2 separate regions of the Homo sapiens genome follow, and region 2 is linked to region 1. Evidence: chromatin contacts called from ENCODE Hi-C or POLR2A ChIA-PET data. All regions are on one chromosome and are shown on one strand. The core of a region is the stretch at or near the end of the contact, and the rest is flanking DNA. Distances in the headings are between cores, read along the strand shown.

Region 1 (2,700 bases), core at 33-2,532:
AATAACAGTATAGTGGCAAATAAAGAACAACTCCATTCTAATTTGCACTGATTAATCTATATATGAACTGCCAAGACAAGTGTTGAATATAATATTTTAAAAGAAGTGTTTACCAAACAGAATAGTCTACAAAGAAGAGACAAGCTCGATAAGGACTCTGGATAATGCATCATATTTAAAAATGATTGTGCTCACTGGAGTTTTGTCTCTAAATACAAAAATAAAACTACTGTCACTACCTTTTAGGAGAGCACCTGCCTTTATAGAAAGTGTGAATATGTGAACTAGGAAATTAATTTATTTGGGATACCTTCAAAGGAATATCTAGCATCAAATCTATACATTTCCAAGGAGAGAGGTTTGGGTGCAATGTCCAGAAAAACCTTCTACTTGTTGCTGTTGCTCAGTAGTGGAATTAACTGCTTTAGAAAGCAAGGAGTTCTGGGCTCTTGGAATGTTCACACAGAAGCTGATTTTCCATCTGCTGTGCATGCTCTGGTTGAGGGCATTCCTGCAACCTCAACCAAAGGAGGCTAAACTACATGACCTTTAAGATCCTTTCTAATCTCAGATTCCGTGAAGAGTGCTCAGACAATATTAAAAAAGGAAAAGGAATTTCTGAGATGCATGGGGTAAGCATTATGGGCAGGACACGACAGACAAGTTGGTGGTTCAGAACACTTGATCTCAACGCATCCACAATATATCATGATCTGTCATATCTACCTTAAAAACGTAGGAGTTAATTAAACTGGGCTTGCAAATTCCATTTGGCTTCACTGAAAAGGGGACTGAGATATTTACTAAGAGCTTTTTAAAATCGAATATAAAATAGCACACGAGATACAAGGTCTAGGTTGAGAAGCAGTCTCATGACTTTATTCCTTATATTTCACATTGGCAGCAGGCCTGCAATGAAATATGGCTCATTTTTTTTGGTCTTGGGCTTTGAGGCTAAAGAGAGGGTTTAGCAGAGGATATCATAATTCCTTTTTGTGGATACAGAAGAACCCTAAGCAGTTGCCAAAATCAGGTAGAATAAGACAAGTATTGGTCCACTCTCAGTAACTCCAAGGCCTCAGAGTTTTTCCTTAGCTTCTGGGGAACTGGTATCTACAAGGAAATCAAGAGGCCTAGTCCCCTAACTGCTTTCGGAGCACGTTGTGGGAGGTGCAGACCAAAGGTGAGTTTACACATCAGTGACTAAAGTTTCCTGCCACTAAGCATAAGAAGTCACTCATGAGCAGCGTCCCTAAACCACAGCTACAGGATGTGGGCACAAGCCCTTGTATAATTGTTGGCCAAGAGCCAATGAGCATTCATCCCTGTGCAAATACCTTGGCTTTTTTATGTTGTTGTTAACCTTTGAAAACCACAGGCATTAGTCTCTCTCTTTCTTCCCCTTGGCACAAGTCATCTTCTTTTCTCCAACTTGGTCTCTTGTGTGTAAAGAATTTCTGAGGAGCTTTTAAGCCTAAATTTAATACCTTTGCCCTCCCCCTCTCCTGCCCCACAAAATGCCAGCAGAGGTGAAGCTGCCTTACAAAATATCTGCTGGCTCTGCCAGCTTCCGCAGCTTTGTTTGGGCTTTTTTTATCAGATAGGAAATCGGAGAGCTCTATAAGTGTCCTTAGCCTTTAAGAAAATGATGGCAATTTCTGGAAATTCTTCCCAAACGACTGTGCCCTATTGTTTTCTCATTTCAAAATTATCTCAACAACTACGATACATCAATTCAGATGGCATGTCTTTCCCATGGAATACAGATATTATATTGGAAAGAGCAGTGGGCTAGGGATAGAAATTGGAAAATGTAGTCTAATCTCAGTATTTCCAAAAGTTCACCATCTTCTTTTTGAGAAATGTCTTTCTAGTTTCTAGGCCTTTGCTTCATTTTCTGTGAAATAAAAGCACTGAATTGACATGGTTTTTCTGCCTTCTTATCCCCAGAACTCTACAAACTGGCTTCCTAAGAAGGTTTAAACAAAGGCTGAATAAAAAATGGACCTCAAGGCAAATGATTCAGAAGTGCCAACTTATAAGTGAGCTTCTCTTTTCTGCCTTAGATGACCTTAAGATGACCAAAGGTCAGGCCTCCAAACAGGCCCAATTGACCACCGAGGAGTGAGTCCTGGTGATTGTTTAAAAGTCCTCCTGTTGTGTTAAAACATCTATCTGCTTTGAACTTTCTCACCCTCAGAACTGCCTACGATGTATCAGAAGATAGTGAGGCATTTGTCAGTGGAGCTGTTCAAGCAGTTTCTGAAATAAAGCTTATCAGAGATTTTTCAAGTGGAAATTCCTGAATGAGATAAAGACCGAATAATGAAGACCTCCAACCATGACATTTTGGTTATGAAATGCTTTGTACTCTACTTAATGTATCTTGCGTCTACTCCTATTATCAATCAAACTCATCATGCCATTTGCTAAACTGTAGTGGTAAGTTCAAATGATAGTCTGATAAAAACTCCAAGTGTACACATAGGTCCCCTGGGTTGTGGCTCCCTGTTGAGCTTAAGGACAAAGATCCCAAGTAAGAACACCAAGTGTAAAATGAGAAAACCATAATCAGTAGGTCGATGGTAATGAAGAAACAATTTCTGGAGGAAATGTAGTTCCCTTGGATGTTTTCCCACCTTCTGCTGCAAAAGTCACATCACTCTCTAGGCAAATACTCAAAACTTTCTGTTTAATAAA
Region 2 (2,764 bases), core at 133-2,632, 1.5 Mb after region 1:
GTGGTGGCATCTGCGATGTCACCATCACCACGACTGACAGAAAAATTATCCTGGAATAAAAGTTCCTTTTCTTTGGTCTCTCAGGAAAAAGAAAAATCTTCAGAGCGATACCACATGTTTGTTCTGTGCCTTTTAGCTTACAGTGTCTTTCACGTAAATTACTTTTGGTCTCCTAACAACCTTGTGGTGATGTGTGTGTGCAAGAGGGGATATGGCACAAAGAAGGCTCATGGAGGAGAGGAATTACTTCCTCTGGATTCATGGGGTCCCTGAGGCTCAGAGAGGTCAAGCAACATGATGAAGTTCACACAGGCCGTCAAAGATAATGCAGGAACTCAGATGGTGGTTTCCTGCCTCCAGACTTCATGCACTTCTAACTTTCTTGAGCGCCCAGGGACACCACATCTTTAGGTCAACAGAAATGGAGGGAGCCTCTTTGTTTGGTTACTATACCTTCTGAAGTCCAGTCTCAGCTACATTCTTTTAAGGAATCCATCAATTTTAGTTGAAAATGCAACAGAGGTGCTGTTTCTCAACTGGGGGCAATTTTGCCCCTGGTGGACATTTAACAATGTCTGGAGACATTTTGTGTTGTCACAACTGGACAGAAGGGAGTGGGTGTCCCTAGTATTTAGTGACTAAAGGTTAGAGATTTTACAAAACATCCTACAATGCACAAGGCAGCCACCACCCCCACCCCCAATAACAAAGAATTATTCAGGCCAAAATGTCTAGAGTGCCAAGGTGGGGAAACTGTGTTGGAGGAAAAACAAAAAACAAAACAAAACAAAAACCCTACCTCCAATTCCCAGATCACCATGCACTTAGAAAGCTTTTCATAATGTCTCATTTCTAAAACCGACTATAGATGTTTTGCAAGCATATTTTTCTCCTATCATAAGGAGGATCTGCTAAATATGTCATAGCTGGAAGGGGAAACTGAGGCCCAGAGAAAAGAGGTGACTGTTCAAGGTCACCCAGCTAATAAATGATGGAGAAAGAACAGGCCCATTCTCCTGCCCTAAGGAGAATGCATTTTCTACTTCATCATGCTAAGCTTTGAGCCATTTTCTGACTCACTGATTCAATAAATGTTGTGATCTGAATATGCTCACTGACACAGACTTGCTTACAGCTTATTCTCACACAAAAATGAGGAGATGTGAAAAAAAAAAATACGAAGACATGTGAAAAAACCCAATGCAATGTGAGAAGAACCTCGTTGATTCTGCCTCAGTTCCCTTGATGTCTTTAGACCCACACCCACGACACAGCTAGCTGCTGGACAGAGGGGCTTTTAGTCTCTTTTTGAAGAGATAAAAGGTAAAAGCTCTCTACTGGAAATGAAACTGACGTCATTGAAGCCCTCAAGTTTCCTTGCAGAAGGCACATTACTGAAAATATCTAAGTTTCTTGGAACTTCAATCTTTTTCTTTTTTTTCTTATTTGATTTTCATAGCTTGTTCTGTTGGTTTAATGTTTGTTTTTCACTCAGCCAGTCAGTGAAACTGGGTTGGTCAGTGAACTTTCTAGGGACTGGAGGTTTCACTTTCAGGGTCTAAAAGTTTTGGTTTGGGCTTTTAAAGCCTTCATTAAGACAATTAGGGTTTAGCATTCCAGGCCAAGAGTGAATTTAAAAGATATGCATGCAAGAATTGCTTAGATAGTATTTATTGAATAGGTTAATTTTGACAAAATATTTATCCAACATGTGCTCTGTATTAGGCTCTGCCATAGGCAACAGAGAAACAGCCCTGAGCAAGACCCAGATGCTTTCTTCCCTCTATTGCTGACAGTCTGACTGGGGAAATTAATCAGTAAATAGTTCTCATCTACCCCTTAAAAAAAAATCCCTTACACTCTATGGAAGACTGAGCTCAAATTTTATTCTCTTACTAGAATATCCTTACCTTTTTTTCTTGGTCAAATTCCTATTCAGTTTTTGGGGATAAAAGCAAACGCCAACTCTCAAAAAAAAAACCTTTAGAAATCTCCCTAGGTAATCAGAAAATGCTTGTTCAGTACATCTTCAACCTCTTCTCCAAATGGTTACAAAACCATTCAGCATGCATTGTGGCCCCTTGTGGGAAAGTGGTGTAGGCTGTTCATTAAGAGGCACCCTTGTTTAAAACTAGATTGTATCACCTGCTGGTGCCTTGAGTAGTTTACTTAGACTCTCTGAGCCCAGTTTCATCATCCGTTGTGAGGATGAAGTATCGCACAGCCTGTGCAGTACCTGGCATATGGCAATTGCTCAGTACAGAGTTAGCCTAAGTGTCAGGCACTAAGCTCTCTGTGCTGCAGAGGATCCAAAAATTCAAGTGACATGGGCACTTCTCCCACAGAGCTCATAATATAGCAAGTAGAAACGTTCACAAAACCTCTGCAAAAGATAGACCACGACATGTTGAGAGGTGACAGCGCGCTGGCAGCCCTCACAGCCCTCGCTCACTCTCGGCGCCTCCTCTGCCTGGGCTCCCACTTTGGCGGCACTTGAGGAGCCCTTTAGCCCGCCACTGCACTGTGGGAGACCCTTTCTGGGCTGGCCAAGGCCAGAGCTGGCTCCCTCAACTTGCAGGGAGGTGTGGAGGGAGAATGTTAGAACATTTATTATAAAAAGTATTGAGGAGCAGATGAACATTAGTTCTGCATGGTGGAGCTGATTATCGGCAAAGGTTCTTAGAAAGGATAGAATTTAAGCTAGAGCACGAAAAGAGGATAGGATCTTTGAGGCAAGTCTTTCAGGCAGAGGAGGAGGGGAAAA

Evidence for each region. A loop is a pair of places that touch in the nucleus more often than their neighbours do. ChIA-PET counts read pairs that join two places held with the same protein, here RNA polymerase II (POLR2A). Pooled maps may share reads with other maps.
Region 2: a loop to region 1 is called in a map of naive thymus-derived CD4-positive, alpha-beta T cell, with 13 times the contacts of the local background. The contact joins two enhancer-like sites. A Hi-C loop is called at or near these places in 1 of 168 maps with a recorded cell type or tissue (naive thymus-derived CD4-positive, alpha-beta T cell) and 6 of 50 pooled maps. POLR2A ChIA-PET finds 5 or more read pairs at or near these places in 1 of 52 experiments (WTC11).

What each region holds. Positions count from the first base shown.
Region 1 is chr3:189,323,458-189,326,157 of GRCh38, reverse strand. It overlaps TPRG1 (tumor protein p63 regulated 1), which reads right to left. Exons shown (of 6, transcript NM_198485.4): 6 at 854-2,700. Among named protein-coding and RNA genes, the nearest start is that of TPRG1-AS2, 84 kb to the right of the region's middle. RefSeq lists an enhancer at 893-2,092. Within about 2 kb of position 1,282, at least 6 of the 41 ENCODE cell types and tissues checked have a DNase peak (open chromatin) inside an H3K27ac peak, as active enhancers do.
Region 2 is chr3:187,798,774-187,801,537 of GRCh38, reverse strand. No RefSeq gene overlaps it. Among named protein-coding and RNA genes, the nearest start is that of BCL6, 55 kb to the right of the region's middle. Within about 2 kb of position 1,382, at least 3 of the 41 ENCODE cell types and tissues checked have a DNase peak (open chromatin) inside an H3K27ac peak, as active enhancers do.